Linked DNA regions of Mus musculus: regions 1, 2 and 4 are each linked to region 3. A link is a loop called in an ENCODE intact Hi-C map of the cell type or tissue named here. Cell type or tissue: heart. All regions are shown on one strand. Each heading gives the region's core, and the rest is flanking DNA. Links, peaks and the distances in the headings are about the cores only.

The links. A loop is a pair of places that touch in the nucleus more often than their neighbours do. Peaks named below come from ENCODE experiments on the same cell type or tissue, not always from the same donor. Only the 100,000 strongest peaks of a DNase experiment are listed, where the experiment ranks them.
Region 1: it touches region 3 in a loop (2.3-fold over the local background); 3 of 42 quality-filtered maps call a loop at or near these places.
Region 2: it touches region 3 in a loop (3-fold over the local background); 3 of 42 quality-filtered maps call a loop at or near these places.
Region 4: a loop joins it to region 3, with 2.9 times the contacts of the local background. A loop is called at or near these places in 3 of 42 quality-filtered maps.

The regions. Positions count from the first base shown.
Region 1 is chr3:29,969,377-29,975,090 of GRCm38, forward strand. All of the region lies in intron 9 of Mecom (MDS1 and EVI1 complex locus), which reads right to left. Among named protein-coding and RNA genes, the nearest start is that of Gm52621, 24 kb to the right of the region's middle. In heart, for the core only: no CTCF peak of the experiment used is centred there; no DNase peak of the experiment used is centred there.
Region 2 is chr3:29,984,272-29,989,985 of GRCm38, forward strand. It overlaps Mecom (MDS1 and EVI1 complex locus), which reads right to left. Exons shown (of 16, transcript NM_001370769.2): 6 at 2,759-2,906; 7 at 1,070-1,223. Among named protein-coding and RNA genes, the nearest start is that of Gm52621, 9.2 kb to the right of the region's middle. In heart, for the core only: no CTCF peak of the experiment used is centred there; no DNase peak of the experiment used is centred there.
Region 3 is chr3:29,888,604-29,894,317 of GRCm38, forward strand. Gm33206 (a long non-coding RNA gene) reads right to left here and starts at 4,624. Exons shown (of 6, transcript XR_880724.2): 1 at 4,503-4,624. It overlaps Mannr (Mecom adjacent non-protein coding RNA), which reads left to right and starts at 2,414. Exons shown (of 2, transcript NR_110437.1): 1 at 2,414-2,646. In heart, for the core only: a CTCF peak has its summit at 2,313 (motif pointing right); no DNase peak of the experiment used is centred there.
Region 4 is chr3:30,554,792-30,560,505 of GRCm38, forward strand. No RefSeq gene overlaps it. Among named protein-coding and RNA genes, the nearest start is that of Actrt3, 42 kb to the right of the region's middle. In heart, for the core only: no CTCF peak of the experiment used is centred there; no DNase peak of the experiment used is centred there.

The DNA.
Region 1 (5,714 bases), core at 354-5,353, 81 kb after region 3:
TCCTTTGAGTTATTTGAGAGCAATTGGCTGCTGAGAACTGTGTCTTGCGTTAGGAGCTGCTAATGGCCAGATCCTTTCTGAAGAAAGATCAGTGAGCTTACATCACCTCCAACAGTTTCAATGTGGGAAAGGCATCAGAAATAAGAAAATATATTACAGATTCAACAGCAGCAGGATGGCATCCCCAAAGACAGCAGGAAAAAAATAGACATTACTCAATTGTTTCTCTTAAAAGCCACACCTAGCTTTGACTTCTGGGGTCCAATGAAAAGAGGATAAGATTGGGATGGAGAAGAGAAAAGCCGACTATGGAAGCTGAGCAAAGGATAGCTATGAGCATTATAAACACATGAAAGCATATGCATGTGCATACATGTACACACACATACTCACACATAAATACATACATACTCATACACAAACATGCACACACACTTACACATATATACACAGATGTGTGCACACACAAATAGACATATACATATAAACACACTCTCACACAAACATACACATATGCACATAGTCAGAGAGAGAGAGAGAGAGAGAGAGAGAGAGAGAGAGAGGGATGGTGCTCAGCTAGCTAGACACTCAGCTCTTGTTCCACCTTCCTTTCCTCCTCATGAGATTCTTGTTGCATCACTTGCTCTCAGTCAAAGTGATTAAGCATCACTGTTTGAACAGACAGAGGCAATTTATACAGCATGCAGTTGGTGCTTAGTCTAATCTAGCAATTCTGTGACCAACGCTGATCAGACCCATACCTTATTGGGTTATTTAATAGGAGTTTAAAAACTTCAGCTTTCTCCTTCTATCTGGTCTGACTTGTGATACTCCTCCAGAAGAAACATAGCTTATCTATCTTATATAGAAATAGTGCATATTGTGATATTGATTTTAAAGTCTGACTTTATATGTATTTATTTACTTATTTATTTTTGTTTTTTGTTTTTTAAGATAAGATTTCTCTGTGTAGCTTTGGCTGTCCTGGAACTCGCTCTGTAGGTCAGGCTGGCTTCAAACTCATAGAACTCAGCCTGCCTCTGCCTCTCTAGTGCTGGTATTAAAGGCATAAGCCACCACAGTCTAGCGACTTAGTGTTTTTTAAAGTCAAGATAAAATTAGATTAATATAGTAGAATATGGCTAGATGTAATTTATATTATTTAATTAGGACAAATCCAATAAAAAGAAAACTGAGATACAATTAATAAAAATTCAGAGAAACTGAAGGAAAGAGATTACCCACTGTATGTTCTAGTAGTATATTGTCATATGACCCATTAATATCTTCAATTAATCTAAAATCAGCAAATGAGAGTTTTTTTCCAATAGAGTATTAATCTTATTTGCATATATGTAATAGTCGTTAATAGTATCTACAGCCAGATGTCTGGAGCAGGAAGTTATTTCTCTCCCTTCCAGTCCCCAAGAGGCTATTAACTTTATACTAACGCAAACTATATTAGACACAATTCCCTAGCTCCTACACCAAATTGTTTCTATGTGCCTCATCAAACATAGTTGAGTAATTAAAAAAAAATTCACCAACATGGATGTAAGTGCTTAGCATAATATTTATTATCTGAGTGCTAATTACTGAAGTCCTGGAAAGTTTCTCATCAAAACTATTAAAGTGACAACCTGATTATGGGAAATAATATATCTGTCCAAGCACACAATGAATTATGAGAACTAGTGATTCTCAATTAGATTGCATCTGACTTTATCATAAAACAACTAACTATTCATAAACAACAGGATGGGAAAGTTCATGGAGTCGTAGATTTCTATATTTGTTTACTTGATAATCTTGAGAAACCTCAAAACCGTGGTCATTTGAGGGAGAAGTAAATACTCATATTTTATGTTTATCTCACTGGTGAATCAAGTTCAACAGTCATGATGACAAAATCACTTAGAGTTTATTTGACATCGAGAATTATAAGCCCCCGTCTTCAGTATTTATCACGAGTATCAATTTTATAACAGAAGTGTAAGTCACAGCCTTGAAAACTGACTTGGTGGAACCGAGTATTTCCAGACATTGCAGTAGTAATGCAGAGAGGAAACCTAGCTGGTCAGTGGCTTGGTCAATGGGTGTAATGACAAGCACAGTGGTCAGCATCCTGAGGTTAAAGCGGCTAACAACATGGCAAGTGTCAAAGTCACACTGTATCCTAGGAAGGATAAGAAAACTGAGACAAGAAGCTCAGAACAGACCTGTGCTGGAGAAGACAGAGGAGACATCTAGAAAGTACTGGCCAGAATATTCCAAGGAAATACCCACTGTTGTACAGCTTAGCACGATTAAAGTAGGGACTTGCATGCTTTCTCACCGGTGCCCCCACCCTCTCTCAAGCTCTCCCCTCACTGCTAATAAATATTTTTATACTTTTTAAATACATGAGATTAATACTTAGATGTTCAACAGTAGTGAATTCACAATTCATCACATACTCCACAATAGAAAAAAAATGGACAAACTCATGGTAAAGAATAATTACAAGAAATAAATAAGTGCTAATGTATTCTATCTAACTAAGTTCAGATAGGAAAACAATATGACTCTAGGATACGCACTCTACCCCTGTGAAGCAGGCCATTTTGAGTGATGGTGTGAAGACATGGACATCTATGTGAAAATCTGAAATGCATGTTGCCCATCCACCAAGTTCTATTTCAGGGTGAAATATAAAATAAGGATTCTTCCTTCCATGTACAACTTCCTGTATAAAAGAAACAAGCCTATCCCTTGCTTCATGAAATGAAACCAGATTTACTCATACATCACAGCGAAAAGTTACAGAACTGAGACCTAGTCCTGAAAAGTCCATGCAGTACTTAGGTACAAACGTTTAGTTTTATATCCGTCTCCAAACAGCAGGGGACATTTCTGCCTTGGGATAGAGGAGCTGGAACTCCAGAATCAGTCTGTGGTTCTACACAAGTTCAGGTCTTCCACTGCGTGAGGCTTTGTCAAAAAATATCTGCAATGTGTTGTCCCCAGATAATAATGGTTTCTACTTAATGATTCATTTCAAAACTCCCCATAGAGAGTCTATACGAGGACACAAATATCAAAGTATAATTATGTGGAGTGGGTATGACTTAGCAAATTAAGTTGTTGCATAAGTCATTTTCAGCTTATTAAATGCCCATTCTACTGGGAATATGAGCAGGGAAATTGTGCGCTTCACCCCTATCGTGTCATGGACAGCTCCAGATTCCTGTCTGCCTGGCATTCATAATAAGCTCTATTCTCTTTAATGCTACATTACTTTAGTCAAAAATGCAAGGAACTTACCCATGTTCTCTGGTCAGGTAGTGGGAACTGGTAGCAAAATTGAAACAGAAACAGAAAATTACTTCTGTGTTGGAACTTGACTGCAATCTCTCCTCTGAGAAATGAGCATTTATTCTAATCTGATCATTTTTACTTATCATGTAACTCTATCTTCAGTAAAAGTTCTAGAAATAAAATTAAGTCTATGTATAACACTGGTGAGTTTCCTCTGCTTCCTTAAATTAATCATTGAACCAAGCTTGGATAGAAACCAGAATGACAGCCACTCTATGAAAGCTACCTACTGTGTGCTATGGAACCCATAACCAGGCAGGGGAATCCTTCCTTTTTTATTATTCACTACAAAGCCATGGTCCCAAATTTCCCAAATTCTGTTTTCATTTCATTTAAGGCAATTTCCTGCCATAATCTAGTCTGTTGTATTTCTATCACATCAATAATCAGGCAAATATGGCATTTACTAAAATGGGAATAATTATATAATAAAAGATAATTCTTTCGTTGAAATTGTTATTTGGAATTCCGTGCTTGGTAGTAAGGGACTTGGGTTGTTGGTCCTCAGAATATATCATAGGAGGAATGAATAAAAATGTTATAGTTATTTGTGACAATGATGGTCTTCAGGGAAAGCCTCCATGGCTTAGATGCTCTATCAAAGGCTGAAGTTTAAACCCTTGAAAATATCAGTTAGCAGAAACACTCCATGCTTGCATAAGCTTCGTAACAAGTAAGAAATGTGCCAATAGGAAAGCAAAATAGACTATGAAAGGCAAAGAACACGTGCGTTTTCCCACAACAGTGTGTAAGTGACAGCCTGGAATATGTTATGTTATCCTCAGCTCCTTGAAATGTAGTAGACACACGGTCAGGCAATGTAAGCAAAGCTTGGACAAAAGGTCTTTGATATAGATGAAAAACATCAGATCTATGAAAATAATGTATGAAAATAACTAAGAATAATATCAAAAGTGCAGGAAAATCAAACCATGAGTCATAGCCACTTTGACGTGGATATAATGACCAATGGTTCGTACTTCATTCCCAGTGATGTGTGGCATGGATGAAGATGACCTGAGCAGGAACTAGAGAAGTGAAGTCTGTGGTATTACTCAGCGACATATTCTCTCCACCTTATCTCTTCGTGGCTGTGCTTTCTTTTTCAAAATTAGAATTCAATCTAAAGAACCATGGATAATCTTCAACTCTGTATCCAGGGAGAACATCTACAGTGCTCATTACTCCTGTTACTCAGCTACCTTCTTGATCTGAGGAAGAGAAGCAGCATCTTCCAATAGCCTGAGAGCACAAATTGCTTCTCCAAGTACTGAGAGGAGAAACTGAGACTCTCGGGACTTCTCTCTTAATTTGAACATATCTGAGTATGTATGTTTTAAATACTTTGACACAATTTAAAATACTGTAATGCCATAAGCAGTAAGATAGGCTAACAGTCTTTCAGTAAAAATCAATAGATATGTATTGACTTATTCTCTTATTATTGTCTAAAGACTGAGTTGTTTGGAGGGATTGTGTTTAAAATAATGTAAAGCTCAGCTTCTTTGTGGCATGCCATTAAGCAAACTTGGTATATGTCTTCACAGTTTTCTAAAGCAACTGAGAAAATGTGCCAATAGAAATCTGCTATCTTAGAATGTGATATCTTCTTTGTTGTGTGGTAGCATGAAAAACAGACAGTGAATGTCAGCAGCTCCTACATGTGCTTCGGTGAATTTTGAATGGGAAGAGTCTTAAAATGGTCTTACCAAAGCATTTGTTTAACTGTTAAATTGTGGAAAACCCTGATAGCAGGGGCTAACCTTTCTGTGTTTGCTTATAGCATCTACATAGTATGGTCATACCAAGGACCCGATAACCACCTTTCTAAACAGCCCAGGGTACATGGAGAAGCCATGGCTTAGAAAGTAGATCAGGACATGAGATGCTTACTACAGGGACTTTATCCTCACCACGGGAGACCTGCACATCCATTTCTAAGGATGTCCATTAGTTTCTTTCAGAAACCAGACACAGTGTCAAATATACCCTCTTGGTAAACCTTGCCATTTATAGCTACCCTGTAAAGCCATGTTTTCTCCTATTATACACAAAGAACTAAGCAATCTTCCTCAAAACCAAACACTCTGACTAATTATAAATAGTAAAAACACTGTGCCACAGGTACTCCTAATCCCAAACCCTTTGTTTTATTAGTTGAGGTTAGAATGGAATTGATAGAACACAAAAAACAAAAACAAAAACAAAAACAAACAAACAAAATGACTAACACTGGGACATGAGCAGTTTTCTGAAAGAGCAGACCTCTCTTAAGACAGTGAACTTGAAGTTAGAGCTGAGCTTCTCCTGCGTGCATCCCAGGAGTTCACCTACTAAGTATTACTTATTAAGACTGC
Region 2 (5,714 bases), core at 479-5,478, 96 kb after region 3:
GGAGTACAATACCTCAGATACTCACTGCAAACCATCAGTGTTTGTCCGAATAAACAAACAAACAAACAAACCAAAGAGGGGGGGAAACTGGTTTTCATGGAGTTCCCAAAGCAGAAACTCAGAGGTGCTGCGAGGTGCCTGTAACGAGTCAAACAATCCCATCCATATCTGGATCCAAAATCACTTTAGAATTTGGTAGCATAGCTCACTTTGTCCCTGTCTTTACACACCCAGCATAGCTCTGGAACAAAGGGCTCCGGAGCTGTTGCCTAGATGAAGTGAGAACAAACGGTTTACCTTCTGGATTATTGCAGCACAACCCAGAAACAGACCTGCACTGGTAAACAGAAGACCGTGAGTCAAGTTCTCCTTGCCTTGAAGAGTTATTAAAGTGTTATTAAAGTGCTGGGTCCAACAGTGTGCCAAGTAGGTGGGCAAAGGGGGTGTCCCCTGAAAGCATGAAGCTTGTAACTCTGCTTGAGTGCAGTGGATGGGAGAGGGAGCCTGTCCTGCATCAAAGGGAGAATACTTAGCTTTTTCAAGTGGCCCAGAATAGAGATCTGCAATGTAAACAGCAGACAGCAAAGGAGGAAAGAACATCTTACCCCACCCACACATACACTCTAATCCACACACAGCAACATAAACCCTTCTTGCCAGGCAGGGCTCTTCCAGCTCCTAGCGATCATCTTGCTTAGTGATATCAGTAATTGGCTGTTTTACAAAGCTATGAACATTTACGGTAAGAGACAAATCTGGTTGTCTTGATTAAATCCTACGACCTAGGAAGACTTTTCTTTATTTATTTAACAACTCTATTCTTTACTCGATACTGATTTTACCTAAAAGAAAACACCCCAAGGATTACAGACAAAATGATACAGATAAGCTTATAAAATATTTTTCTTATAACATAAAACAGCCCTTCTATTTTGGACCATAACAAAGCTAAGAAGGCAACTCCTCCAACCCACAAAGGCCATGTGTGGCCATGCGATTGTCGGGAGGGGGCGGGGCTTTTAAAGGAGAGATGGATGCAGAAAGAAGGCTGGGGTATTTAAAGACTTACAGATAAAGGGCTTCACACTGCTGTGGATGTGCTTGTGCTGTTTGAGGCCTGACGAAGTGGCAAATGTTTTACCACACTCGGGGCAAGCATGAGCCCGGGCACCAACATGCTGAGATCGAATGTGTCGCTGAAGGTTGCTAGGGTCCGTGAAAACCTGCTAGGAAATGAGTACTGATTAATCCAGAAACTTCACTTATAGATACAAGAAAGACCAGTGAAGGCACAAAGCGGAATTTTCTTTGTCTTGCATTTTTGTAGTTTTTAGCAAAGACAATATGAAAGCTGTGTTTCCAAAGTGCAAGAAACTCCTTGAAGGGAGAAACAAGAAATGATTCACTTTTCTGCATTGATCAGGGTATCCATTAGTGTCCATTATCAGACTACACAATGAATGGCGCTATCAGGCCATAGTGAAGGCCTTTGTAGAAACTACGGCCAAAGACTAAGTTCAGTCCTAGATTTTATTAAAAGTACCCTTTAAAATAAAGACACATTACACACAGGATTTGGAAGATTTTGATGAAAGCACCCCAAATCAATTTAAATAATTTCCCTCAGAGGTTAAACTCAAACACATTGCTTCTTCCGTGTGTTTCTAGCAACCTAGACCTTTTCCTTTGAATGTTTCAGGAAATAAAAATATGAGAGACCCAGTAATGCATCCATGAATAAAATATCCTTTAAGGCACTATCAAGTGTCCCAGTTCCCACGGCCATGAGAAAAACTGTAGAAATAGAAAGAAACCATTCCCTGACTTCTCTGTGTTCACTGTGGAAAAAGAAGAAGAAAGAAGGAAAGGAGGAAAGAAAGAAAGAGAGAGGGGGAAGAAAGGGAGGGAGGGAAGGGGGTAAGAAAGAGAGAGAAGGGGAGGGGAGGGAGAATAGGAGGGAAGAAGGAAGGAAGGGAGGGAGGGAGGGAGGGAGGGAGGGAGGAAGGGAGGGAGGAAGGGAGGGAGGAAGGGAGGGAGGGAGGGAGGGAGGGAGGGAGGGAGGGAGAGGGGAGGAAGGAAGGGAGGGAGGGAGGGAGGAAGGAAGGAAGGAAGGAAGGAAGGAAGGAAGGAAGGAAGGAAGGAAGGAAGGAAAAAAGGAAGGAAGGAAGGAAAAAAGGAAGGAAAAAACAAAACCAAACCATGCAAGTTGTGAACGACCATTGCTGTAGCCCACTCTGTGGCCCAAAGCTGTTATTTCATCTGAGTGTTGTACAGAACTGGCCACTAAGACAGAGATGCCCTGTGCTGTTCAGTGTGTACCAAGCTATGATTTACAAGAAGGATTCGGTTAAAAAGTTGGAGTCTCCCATTCTTCATGAATAAGCCTTCAGAAGCTTTATGTGATTTTCCTCACAAATTGCTATTAAAAGAAGTAAGTAATGCATGTTGGATACAATGTTCATTCCCCACAAGGCTATAAAACAAGCCCGCACTTGTAAGTCAGTAGCAGCCCTGGGATTTTACCAAGGATGTCTGACACCTAGCTCGGTAACTTACCATTAAGCCTCACTTCCTCTCTTCCAGAAATAAAAGAATATTCACTAAGTGTTTCTATACCCTGTGCTAATGCCTTCTAGCATGCGACACTCAGCCTACTTATCTGAGGGTATTTATGGTTCCCTCTTTCAAGGCTTGTGGAGCAAGTGAAGGATTAAGAGAGAGGATAGAGAGAGGTGAGTAGCCTACAAATTCACTGTACCTTGGCACAGTTTTCACACTCATAGTGCTTTCCACTGTCATGTGACATCTGGTGGCGAATTAAATTGGACTTCCAGTTAAATGCCTTGGGACACTGATCACACTTGTATTCCCTCTCCTCAGTATGTGACAGCATGTGCTTCTCCAAGCTGTCAAGAGAACAATTGATTTAATAAGACAGGGTGACATGAAATATGGCCACAAACAGAATTCCACTTAATTACTAATCCAACTGGCAAGGAGAGAGTTGAGAGAGAAAGAAGCTGAAGAAGAAAGAGAAGAAATGGTCTTAGATAGATAAAAGTACATGTTGTCTCTCGTAGACTTTGCCCCACCATTACAGAGATATAGCCCTGCTTGGAATTAATCTGACACAGCTATCAAGGGTTATTTGATAATTTGGAACTATGAGAGAGAGTTATCTGTCTATTAAGATTTGTGCTATGATCTTAATTATCAACATTGATTACTATTTACTTCATTCAAATATTAATCATGTTAATAAAAATCATGTTAATAAAATACTTAAGAACATAAGGTAGACATTCTCTCTAATATATGTAACCTCTAGATTCAGAAATATTTGTATTTTTAGTCATAGAGGAAAGAGAACTGAAAGTAACTTCATATTATGGCCCTGATAAGGGATGCGATGTGTGGGTAGATACATGGGGATACATGTGTACAAATCACAGGTGATGACAATGACAATGATGATGGTGACTGCAATGATAACAAAAAAGAAGATAAGTAGATACATACATACATACATACATACATACATACATACATTTTACATGCATACATAAACAGATGATACATACATACATACATATATACATACATAAATAGATGATAGACAGACAGATATACATAGGATAGATAGATATGATAGATATATCAGTAGATAGATGATAGATAAATAGATGATAGATAACTCATGAATTACAAAGAATAACATACATAATTTAAATCAATATAGCATTAAGACTTCTAATGGGAGAAAAACATGATTAGAGTGTCCTCATAAGATAGTTTATCTATGTTTTAAAGTTTAGAAAGTTCTGGGTTGTATGGTTTTTTGTTTTTTTTTGCTTTTTGCTTTTTCTACATTTGTACATGAATCTGCACAAATACAATGGAAAGAAAATATAGACAATGTGCTACTGCTGCAGTTGAAAGCTACCTGAGGCTTTTTTTGTTCATTGACCACATTGTCCTTGGCACACTGGTATACTGCACTCACCCACTGTAGCCAAAGCCCCTGAGAGCCTTTGGCCATTTCCAATCTGATAAAGCACACAGGCTACGTTCTGAACATTTTGTTATTGCAGAGAGCAAAAAAGGAGCAGATGACCTCAAAAGAAATTAGGATGCCAATTTTAAAGATGCTCATTATCCAAAGGTAGTCCACATTAAGCACCAGTAACAGTGACAATACTCTTTAACAAAAAGAGTATTTAAAAAATGCACAAACAGAACCTTGCCGGTCACTCTTATAGGATGTTTATTGCAGAACCGGACTGTAAGGGGAAAATGCACAAACATGTCATGTTTTTCCTGTGATGTAAATTCTATTTTAGGGAGACAAAATAGACAATAAGGAATCGTTTTTTTCTAGATAAAATTAGTTAATCCTTATAATAAATGATGAAAGGATGATGAAACCAGAATTCTTCATGTGCCCTGAATTTGGGTGATCTACTGCATGCTTCCTGATATAAATAAGTGATAATGTCCATTTTGTTAAACCATCTAAAGTCCAACTAAGGCTTAAGAAGTAATAATGCCTTTATGGATAAAAGAAGGAAAGAAGAAAGGTGTTAGGCACTACCAAGGACATATAAACAACAGAATTTGACAGGGAAGAAACGCACTGAGACCAACAGCTGGAGAGCTAGATAGCCAGAGTGGAAGGGTTTGACAAGAGGAATGCTCACTAGTCTAAAGTAGACATGATTCTGACAATCAGTTGACATACATGGACCTTCTATATATAACAGTCCTAAAAGCCCTAACTATTAGCATTTAAACTCTGACCTGATAACTCCAGTCTTGTGATTTAAAGGGCTCTATCGAACCAACACATTAAAAGTCTTTACTTTCTACAGTCATATCTAGACTTATCCAGCAGAAATTACAAAACAAGCAAACAAACAAAAATTTCATGAAATAATGTCCAGGCCTTGTTTCAAATACTCCAAAATAGAGCTGGCCTCCTGTGGTACCTGAAGATGTTGAAGCACAGGGGTGTTTGTAAGTTCACCTTTCTCTCTGATTTGTGCCTATGTGAAGCATTCTACAATTGAACGCTATTAAAACTGCCAAGTGTGAGTGTTTGATGCTGTCTCCTTTTTCTGTGAGATCGATATTTGAATATCAGTGAAGACCAGCCTGGAATATTCATTCTTCAGCAGTGTGCATGGAATTGGTAAGTGAGCAAAGCATTGTGCTCCTATTGTGATAAATTAAAAATACCTTTCCCACACTTATTTTTCTCCAATATCTCCTTCCTATCCATATTGCCATCTGAACTTTTTGAGGGGGGAGGGGGGCTCATGAGTCAATCCAGATGCCAGTGCCACTGTTTGTCCACAAGTGCTGCTACCTTCCTCAACACACAGTACTAGAGCTACTATTTTATTTTTATTGTTTATTGTTAGCAGCCAAGGAGGGAACAGGTATCCCAGTATGTGCATGTGAAACCCTGATCCCCGCATCCCAGTGGCAGAAGGCTGCCATGTGCTCTGGGTCTGATTCTCTCTCCAACTACAAGGATGTGCTCTCGTTCCAAGGGCATGTTGTGAGCATGTAGCTCTCAGGAAGGGAAGACAGAGCAAGGGGACATTCCCTTCTTATTTTCTGTGTGCAGTATAAGGTTTATATTATTCCATGGCGTTATCACTGCATCATTGTCAAACAAAACACACAAAACAAAAGGCCAACAACAATAACAA
Region 3 (5,714 bases), core at 335-5,334:
TAAGATAAGGATGATAGTAGTGGGAGACAGGAGATGGCACAGCACTTAAAGTACTTGTGCTGTAAGCAGCAGGCCTGATGACCGAGTTTACATTCCCAAAACACATATCAGTGCCAGTGGGTGTACTGGCCTGTCTGTGCTTCCAGCACTCAGGAGACAGCAATGGGAAGTTCCATAAGCAAGCTATATAGCTAGACTAGCTGTGTCATCAAGCCCTGGAGTTAACTTAGAAACCCTGCCTGGACACATATGAGAGAGGGTGCTTGAAGAAGACTCCTGACACAATCTCTAGCTTCCATATCCACACACACATGTATACACATCCCCCCACACCTGGATATCCACACACACATGGAAATATTCTCAGAAAGAAGGGATAACAGTAGTATCTCCATCATAGAATAATCGGGGCTATTGGATGAGTTAATAGGAGCAAAGATATGAGGAAATATCTATCATGTTAGATCTACAATTGTTAGTGAGGTTATTAGTTTGTGTCCTAGTTATCTAGCATACTACTAATTATTTTCCCCTTTAGTCAAATCTTTTCATTAATATTTGTGGTTCCTCCTGTACTTAAATATCAACTCCATTCATATCTCTCCTTCACAGGTCCTTCCTTTGAAATCTTGGTCATCATGTACAATTTCCTTCATTATATGTCCACTTTGACAAGTCATGTACCTGTTAAACTCAACTTTCCCCCTCCCAACTGGTCACCTCTCCATCCTTGCTGAGGAAGCACACCCACTATTGAAGCTAGAATGCTGATAATAACCTTCTGTGATGTTAGTACTGATGTTCAAGCCCTGAGCCATCAACATCCTGTCTCTGTTTTTACCCATATTCCTCAGACCTTGTAAATGTCTGTTACCTGCCATGTGAACTATTGGAAATTTCAACTGACTTGCTTCTCAGCCCTCTGACCTCTTTAATTCCATTGTCTATGTACCTGGGAGAACAACCTTTTCAAACATGAGAAGGTCTTATACTTAGAGAATGCTGATGCCTTCTTTTCTCTCTTATAGTCAAGATGAACTAACTCTGGCTGAGCTCATAAGATGTTTGTACCTCAATTTTAAGTTACTTTGTTCTCTCTGCTGCTTTCTTCCTGAAGGTATTGGCCATTGTTTTATCTTATGAAAACTTTCCACTCTTCTCAGGGCAGAGCCTGTGTACATGCTGGTCCTCCTAATCACCCCATCGTTTCTGTTCTTTGTGGCTTCTAGACTCTTGCGTCACATTCTCAGGAAACCATCCTTTGATCTTCATGGCCAGATATGTCCTTATATCATTCTTGTTTGTGATGTTTAACATGATTCTGTTTTTATATTTCTTTATGGCATGCTTAGGTTTTGTTTGTCTTATAATAAACTACAACTTCTGTGAGCCAGTATCTTCAGGAGACAATCCTGCAACTGAGTGGTCAAGATTTCACATATTGATATTATAGCCTTTGGGGATTCACACCCCCCGCCCCCGGCAATCCTCTGAAACCATCTTTGTGGCTATAGAATGATGCCAGGAACAGCATGAGCCTCATCCCGTAGAAGAGTTATCTATATGATGTGCACAAGCTAATTCCAACACAGTTGCTCATAATTGTGATTAAACCATAGTATTCTTGACTAGACATGGCCACAGAAATTAAGTCAAATGAATTAGAGAGTTGTTAGGCTATACCTTACTTGACTGATGTAACTGCAGGGAAAGAGCATTTCAGCACATTCTCTCCCCCTTAGAATTCCTTAGACTGCAGTGCCTGAGTCCACTCTACTCACAAACAACATCATAAGACACAAACATGACAGGGCGACTTTTATTAACTGTGCAGTATTTGCATTCAAGTATAGAGTCTGCATTTGAAGGCTTTCTTCCTTAAAGAAATGACTGTTTCAAATTATGATGACTAAACACAGACTGCAGATACTCCCAAAACCACAGCAAGAGAACAAGCTGGGAACTGCATTATTTTATCTTCAGAATAGCCAGAAATATTTCAATCTTCACTCTTTTGATGACTTCATAGAGAAATAACTGTGTGGTTGACTTTACAAAAGAGAGGAGAAATTAGAAAGGGAGAAAGAGAGAGAGAGAGAGAGAGAGAGAGAGAGAGAGAGAGAATGTTCCAGCCTTTACTTTTGAATTTTGAGACTACATCACAATACCTAAAGAAGAAAAGAAATTGTTTTCTGGCTTTGATGTTCAAATGTCAAGACAATAATTTTTTCTGTTACAAAATGATGACTGTCTGGAAAATATTTTTTCTATTAATATTATAGGATTTTTAGGTCTTTGGACAGTTCATTTGAATGGCCACAAGAGAGCAGTAAGAAATTAAAGCTCACTCAGTGACTCAGAGTCACACTGATGTGGGCCCTCTGCTATTAGGAAAGTTTGAAAGTCCGATGGACTTCATGTTCATGGACTTGGAGAGGCAGTCCGGGAGTCCATTCTCCCCCTTAAAAGCTATGTAGTCAAGAAGGTCAATGCCGACACGATCAACAAATTATCAGGAAAGAACCTGGAATTAGACCTTCAGGAAACCCATATTCATGTGTGAAATGGAAAAATATTCTCGCCTAGAGCTCAGGGGTGTCTTGAGAAGTTTCTGCCCTGTCCCTGTGGAATATACAAGACACAAAGGTATGTGGTACAAGACAGAGTCCCACAGGGCAGGCCTGGGCATCCCTTAGAACATGACCAGTATTTTCAAATGTTTGCAACCAGGAATGTTTTACAGTTCTAATTCTACCTTTTTCTCTTATAGCTTAACTATCATATAAAGTGGTGTTTGGAGGATATCGTGATAGTTCTTAAACCTCTTCCCTAACTCTCTATATTCTCTACCCTCTTTGCTCACACTAGCTTTGCCATGTATGACTTAATATGTTGAATACCATGAATTTTAAAAGCGAATTTAAAAAAAATGAATTCACAAACGGCTAGGAACAGAATTAGTATATGAGAAGTTACTATAAATCTGTTCAAGAAAAAGTTGAACAGCCAGTAAAATAAAATAGAATTACTCCAAGCTCACGAAATTAGAATCACAGTCAATATGCATGTGAAAATTGTTTGTGCTTAGTAAATGGCAGAATGTTGTGTTAGCAGAGTTTGTGCTGAAAACAGCACGATCCTGATGCTTTGTATTAACAGAAAGATGACACAGCCTGTGGGGCAGATGTGGAAGCAGCTAGAAAGTAAGGTAGAGCGACAAGCTTTAAAATGTGCGTTTCCTTTAACGGAGACAATTCCTCGCTGGGAATTAACACTGTGAAAACAACCCGATGAACTCAATGTAGAGGCTTCAATAGTAAAAGAGAACTGGAAAAAAATAAAAATTGTGTTTCAAAGAAATCAAATTTGTAAAAATAAAGGTATAGAGGTGCAGCAAGACTTTGACAAAAGACACTGACAATAAAATACACGTACACGTGCTGGCCCTGAAAACACAGGAGGAATTTTAATTCATAGTGAGTATTAAACGCCATAAGTGATACAACACAGGAAGAAACTGTGCTTGGCTACATAGGAAAATATCTGTATGTTATTTTCAAAGTAGCAATCCCCCCTGGGAATGAGTCTTAAAAATGATTTGTTTCTGTTTTCTTCCACCGTTTCGTTTCCCCGAATGCTTTGGTTTTAAAACAATTAGTGTGTTACTTTCAAATTCAATAAAACACACACACACACATACACACACACACACACACACACACACACACACACACACACACACACACAAAATCTATTTCTATGCTCTAGGAAATTCTCAGAGAATCTTAAAAGTTAGTTTGATAAATCTAAAAAATGCTTAAAATATGATCTCCAGTTACCAAGTGACAGAGAGTAAAAATCTATTAATTAAAGTCAGCATATGTAATTTACAGATTCTAAATAGTAAGAAAGAAAACTATGTATTGAAATTTTTCCAAAGTAATTATAGATGGTATTCAGTCAACTTACACATTTAGGTTATTTTGTAAATCAGTTCAGATTATCATATTTTAAGTATAAAAATTTTTGCTTTTCAAAAGAAATACGCTCTTCCTTAATATTCTATTTATGGACAAGCCAGCAATCTGGCATTTAAGCAATTTTAATTTTTTTCTAGATGTCTTAACTGACTGTCTGCTCATTGATTTTCAGTCATATATTGAACCTGTAACTACTATAATGAACTACATTTCAAAAGGACCTTTATTTAATGTGACCTCTGTCTTGCTGAGAATAGCTTCCTTAATGATGAGTCAGAATTTAGAGAAGGTATAATTGTTTCATATTTGGAAAATAATATGCTTCTCAACATAACCCATGAGCAATTATTATTTTTGACCATTTGAATTACTTCTATATTTTAAAATCATGAATTATCACATATTTTCTATGAAGCCACTAATATATCAGATTTAAACCATCACTGCAAAATACATATTATTACCTCTAATTTATGTTAGTGTAATCATAGTAAGTACAACCCGTTGTCTATCATGACTTACGTGAAGCTGGAAAGAATCCCATGTGTGAACGCTCTAGTTCCTAGAGGAATTTCATGCTTCCTTGGAAGAGACACTTTTCCCCAATTAATCATATGTGGTGGTCCATTTCCTTCTATTAGGGAACCCTCCTAGGCAGGAAAAAAAAATCTATGACTTTCTTCCTGGTTATAATTTAGAAGAATGAGAGGCAGACTATGGTAGTGTGTACAAGGCAGGCTGGACCAAACGCCAGTTCCCCAGGCTTCTCCTTGACTTCCACAGATGAAGTGAAAAAGCTGACGTTCTTGCACATGTTTCTGCGTTCTCTGGTTTCTAGTCTATGGATGAGAATTCATGTTCTCACTGGCTTTTTTAGTTACCCTCTTTTCCAATGAATTTTATCTTTCTCCAGAGAAAGAAACAGTGTCATAGAAGACGTGAGACCAAGCAAGGAAACAAACATCACTGTTCTACCCATCGTAACTGAAAATGTGCTCTTTAGCTGTCAATTAAATCTTATTTGGTAGCCATGGCGTTCAAATGCTCTCATTGTGGAGCTCTGAGAATGCCTTGGAGACAGGACAGAGAGTGGCAGCACTGTCAGCTCAGGCAAGTGCACTTGCCACATTCAAAACCCCTTCTAGCTGATACACAGTATTGCTCCCTGCAACGGCCATTGTTTACATTGGTAGAAAGCTCTTTGGAATTTCTGAGGCCCTCCTGATTCTCACCATGCTCTCTGCCCATTTCTTCTTTTCTGCTTTCCTGCAGTTCACTGCTTCTGTCCCTCAGACATCTTCATACTTTCACACAATATGATGAAAAACTAGAGATAAATTTGACCTCCCAGAAACTCCGAAAGGAAGGGCTAGAAAGGGCTCGGTGGGTAACGATCTTAGTTTGCAAGCATGAGAACCTGAGTTTGAGCTCCAGATCCTACCCCAGAAGAAAACCAAAGACAGTTTAAGTATAACCTCTATCCCACCTTAGGGAAGAAGAGATGGGTAGATGGATCCTTGGAGATTAAGAGGTATCCAATCTCTCCTCCTAGTCAGGCTCCAGTCAGTATCTTATACCTTCCTGAGAAAAGATACCGGGGTTTGCCCTGTTGTCTCTATGTATACCTGTGCACAACATATATATATATATATATATATATATATATATATGTGTGTGTGTGTGTGTGTGTGTGTGTGTGTGTATCCATGCATACACACACCCAGGGGAGCTATT
Region 4 (5,714 bases), core at 417-5,416, 670 kb after region 3:
ACACATGCACACACACAATAAATAAGTGTTTAAAAAATCAAATGTCATTTATTGATTAGAAACTAAATAAATTAGAGTATATCGCACAACTGAATAAATCAGTTGAAAACAGAGAGATTTGGGGGCAGGAGATGCTTGAGATAGGGTCTTCATGAGTTCTTCACCAAATCTCCTGAGTGCTGTCACTGCAAGTATGTGTCACCATACGCAGTTGAAAATAGAACATTTATGGATCTATGAGTGTGCCTCAATGGTAGAGCGGGTGCTTAGGATGCATGAGGTCCTGGATTTGATCCCCAACATCAATGCACACCAAATTAGTTACATGTTAATACGGGGAAAGTTCCCTGGTACAACGTTAAGTGAAGAAAGCTAAGCGAGGAGAGAGTGTACGTGCTCTATATGTGTGCTAGTTTAATTCAGTGCAACCTGGGGAGGAAAGGGTTATGTGACTTAAACTTACACTTGGAAAAGTCACAATTTATTATTTCGGGAGGTTAAGGTAGAAACCTGGAGGCAGAACCATGAAAGAACTCTGTTTGCTGGCTCACCCTTTGGTCCCCTCCCAAGGCCACCTGCCCAGGAAATAGGGCCATTCACAGTGGACTGAACTTTCATACATCAACTAAGACAACCAAGACAGTCCCTCACTAACAGACTTACACTAGGCAGGGTACTTGCCTGTGACTTTTTTTTTTTTTTGAGGTGATTCTAGGGTATGTCAAGTTGTTAGTTAACACAAATGTATCAGTGGAGAATACATGGCTTCATTTACATTGAATTTACATGTTTATAATGATATATTTGCATACAGAGGAAGACCAGGGTTGGGAGGAAAAACTTTTACCATGTATGTTTTAATAACTTTGGGTTTTTAATCAACTTTAATTGAGTACCTATGAAATGACTTACTTCAAATCTGAATTGAATGTTTTTCTCTATGAGGCATTTGAAAATGAGCCTCTTTATGCTATGACATGATTTTCTAGTTTTCCTTCTGTTTTAATTTAAAAATTTTTTATTTTGTTTTGTTTTTTTCAAGACCAAATTTCTCTCTATAACAGCACTGCCTATCCTAAAACTCACTCTGTAGACCAGGCTGGCCTCAAGCTCACAGAGATCTACCTGCCTCTGCCTCCTGAGCACTGGGATTAAAGGCATGCACTACCGTGGCCAGCTATGAAGTGATTTTATGAATGTATGTGCAGCAATGCCTGCTTTTCAGAGGGGCCATGGGAAAGGTTATCCTGTCTCATCGCTATTAACTGTTCCCTCATACTTAACTTCAACATAAGGCTTATCACATTACTATAGTTTAACAAGTAAAACCTTTCCAAATAATTTGGCTATACATAATTCTCTTGACATTAAAGTGAGCGGAGGAAATTACAAGGGGAACGAATTATACTATGTCATGCATCCATGTACAGCGCACATTTACAAAGGAGCTGAGGCGAATTCTCAAACATGACTGTGCTATCTGAATACCTTACTGTTCGTTCAGATTGTTCACACAAACAGCATGTACCACCACCAAGTGATTCCTGTTTACATATAAAGAAATACTATACAATAAAACAACATCACATTTGCTGACCGCCCCCCCCCCAAAAAAAAAACCAGAAGTATCCCAATGAAATCAATGGACTTCTGTAATTACAGAAATGTCATCTGTTGATCCATGCAGGGAAGTTTCATGCTGAATGTCACTTTAGCCAAGAGATGAAGAATCCTGGAATAAACTCAATCTAAATTGGAATCACTGCATGTACAGTCCCAGATGACTGTCTTCAAAAGAGGGACTTTCCTACCACACAATAGATTCCTCCTTATAGAGTTTATTTATATATAAATGGGTTAACACAGACATCCACTTAAACTTGGCCAAAGAGTTCTACTTTCATCTTAGTGATGAAATGAAAATGATCATATTTTCATTAAGTGATTCTTTCTATACTCAAATACATGCATGCTAAGAAACAGTACAAAAATAAAAAGAATTCAAAAATCTATAGAAAACCATGGCCTCCCAGGAACAGTTTACAGGGGATGAAAATATTAAACAATTCTCAGTGAAGTAACTCAGAAATGGTCCAGGACTCTGAGAGCTTTGTGAATCCCCTAGTCTAATCCCTTTTAAATCTCCAAATATATCAGAAGGAGATTAAACTATTAACATTTAGCATCCCACATTGAACAAATGATGGTTTCGTGAAGAAACAAAGAGAGATCATATAGAACTGTCTCCAAAGACAGGAAGACAAATAACAAAACTGTTCTGCACAAGGAAAGAGCCGGGGCTTGCAGGTTTAGGGCTATAGATATCCAGGGAAGAAAGGTGGAGGGACTTGGAGGAGAATTCTGAAGTTAGAGAATACAGCAACACCTGTGTGGGAAGAGCATGAAGGACTTTGAGTGTAGTATAGTTAAAATTCAATTATTAGCAGTTTGGGCAACTTGACTAAGATCTCCACATATCCCTGAGCTGTCAGGACATTGGGCAGTGAAGGAATTAGGGTTATATCCAGAAAGAAGATGTATCTAGATATAGGCAGAAGAAAAGTAATGTACATGTACGGTGGAGGAAGAGACTTCCAGGAGCAGCGAGGCACAACCAAGAGCCAAAATCCCAAGCTCTCCCACGTGACCTCAGAGAGAAAACTTGGGAAGAGCAGTAAAGGTTGCCTCCCTTCATATCCCATATGGAATGAAGTTCTGAGTGTGTTCATTAAATCTCTGAGGATAGGGTCCCCCACCATGCCCAGCCTCCGATAGCTCTCATTCTCTCTGGCCTTCCACAGATGGAGGAATTACCAAAGGCAGGAGCAAGAGTGCCTGGCACCCAGACTGGCAGCACCCAGACTGGCAGCACACAAGTTCAGGGCATTAGCATATAAGAGGCGTCAAAGGAAGTCACCTCAGGAAGACACAGCTCTCAATAGATGGCACTCTTGCTTGAGCAGACCCTGCACAGATTACTAGCTAACATTTTAACTATTGGTCATCTAAATTTAAGTTTGCACATGTTGTGATGAGTAATCAAATACTACATATGATGTGCTACTGGGAGGAAAATATTCGATCTACAACACTATACAATAGAAACAATAGAGAATTTTAAAAATCTAGAAATTTTTCAGATAAAATGATTCCCACCCAACAAGAAATAAAATTTGGTCATAAAATAATCTTATCGGCCTTCATTCTTCTCCGTTGTTAATAGAGTGCTTTTGTGACTCATGAGATAATAGTCCCACCTTTTGAGATAAGAATGAATGCGGAGAAACCAGCCAGTCAGTTCACACCTCTAGGGTCACTCTGCATTCCCAGCAGCCTGTGGATGCATGCTATCAAACTGAACTTTTAATGCCTTCTGATGTGGAGGGAAGCTTGCAACCTTAAGGTCTGTGCTGAAATCCACACTTGCCTTTGTACAGAGTTGAGACCATCACAGTAGATACTGAGCATAGACTGTCATACAAGAGAGCTGCACTATAAAGAAACTCAAACTGTTTCCTGGGACAAGAAGTGCATAGACAGGCACAGGCTACAACAGTCTCCCGAGCTGATCTCACAGTGCATCTTAATGTGATGAGAGAAATGAAACTTGGAATTCTGCCTAACATAAGATACATTATTAATAGTAAAGGTGAGATGACCAGTGATCCTAAAAGTAAGTACCCTTCAGCTGCAAAAGCCACCCTCTCATGGGAGACAGGGAGAGAAACACAGCTTTCCTCTACCGGAAACACCCACAAAGACCCAAAACATCCCCTTCATTTAACTATAACCCCGTCAAAATTTCACAGAATGTAATAACTTGGTTTATGTAATGCCTATGTTCCCTTCAAAATTTTATGAGTTCCCAGTCAGAAATTTAAAATCAATGCAAATCTTTGGAATCCTAAAAAAAAATAAAAATTAAAAACTGCACTGAAATTAACAGTTGCCAACACCCACAGACCTGAAAATAGATTAAATCGTACTCCTTTTTGAAATTCCCAAAGATTTACTCTTGAAGCTGGAGAGATAGCTCAGCAGCTATGAATGCTTAGTGCTCTTGCATAGGATCCAATTTAGGTTCCCAGTCCAAAGTGTGACAGCTCATAACTACCTATAACTCCAGCTCCAAGGGATCCAATGCACCTCTCTGGCCTCCTCCAGCACCGAAGTCACACACACACACACACACACACACACACACACGCACACGCACACACACACACACACACACGTACACACACATGCACACACACACGCACACACACGGCTGGAGAGATGGCTCAGCGGTTAGGCACACTTTCTCCTCTTCCAGAGGACCAGTGTTGAGTCTCAGCACTCATGTGGTAGCGTATACTGTCTGTAACTCCAGTTCCAACTCCCTATACCGGCCTCTTGGGTCACTAAGCACACATATATATGTAAGCAAAACACTCATGAGCATAAAATTAAATTAAAAAAATAAAATATTTTTAAAACATTTACCCTTAAAACCTAGCTACTTAACATAAATCATTTTATCCTTTAAAATGAATCCGAATCCAAAAGGATTATAGTTTGATTTATTGGTTCTGATTGGATTTATTGGTTTGATTATTAACTATAAAAATAGGGGAATAAAAAGTGACCAATGTCAATGTGTACCATAAACATCTTTGAAGTCTTGATCAGCATGAAATTGTGGAAACCGTGTTCATTTGATGACATCAAGTATGAAACAGCCCCTCTTTTTCTCTGTATTTCGCATGTAGTTTATGGTGAACAGAGATACTTCCCATGTGTCCTGCCAGTTCTGCCTGAAAGGTTCTGTCTTTTACCACCCACAATGTTCCCAGATGTAAGCTGTCACCAGCATGCTATCCACAATGGGCAACTTGTCTTAAAGCCTAGACCCAAGCCAAGGATGGTGGTGAGGACCCATAACCCAAACACTTAAGGATACTTTGGGCTACATAGTTGCTCAGAGAAAGCAAAACCAAACAAAAGCACAAAATAGAAAGCTGAAAGTTATTTCCAATAAACAACCCTCTTAGTACCCAACAGTACTGTAGAGAGAATATCTTGTGTGTTGTATGGGCCTATGGCTAAGGCAGGAAATGGACATGAGACATCCAGGAGGAGAAAGAATTGTGGGGCAGAGACAGACAGGAGATTTGCTGGAAGATCTATCTGCCCAGGAAGATGTGAAGAGACAGATGTGTGGTACCTGAGCACCAACCACGTGGCAGAATGTAGGTTAAAATAAATGGGTTGTCTTAAGTTATGACTCTAGTTAGAGAAGAGCCTAGCTATATTATATAGCTGAAATATTTGTAAATATTTCTTGATTCCGGTCTTATTTTGGGGGGCACGGGACTGGAAAGAAGAACTGGGCCCCAACTTCAACACAACACATATTAAGAATAGACATTAATGAAAATAACACTCATTGTGGAGATTCCTAAAACATAAGGCTATTATTAAGATCTTACACCTCCAGGTCCCCTCATCCCCATGCATAAAATCATACAGTGGAGCTTTCAAAGGCAAAGATTATTCTGGAGGTTAAGTTGGAGAAGATAACAGTTACTCGCTTGACACACACAAAGCTCACTGGATACCAAGTAACAGGAAAGCACTTAGACCTGGCTAACAGCTGTTTTCTAACCTGGAGCTGTGAGTGCTTCTGAGGTTGGTGATGCTGTGGAGAGACTCCTTCACTCTTACCCTGGAAA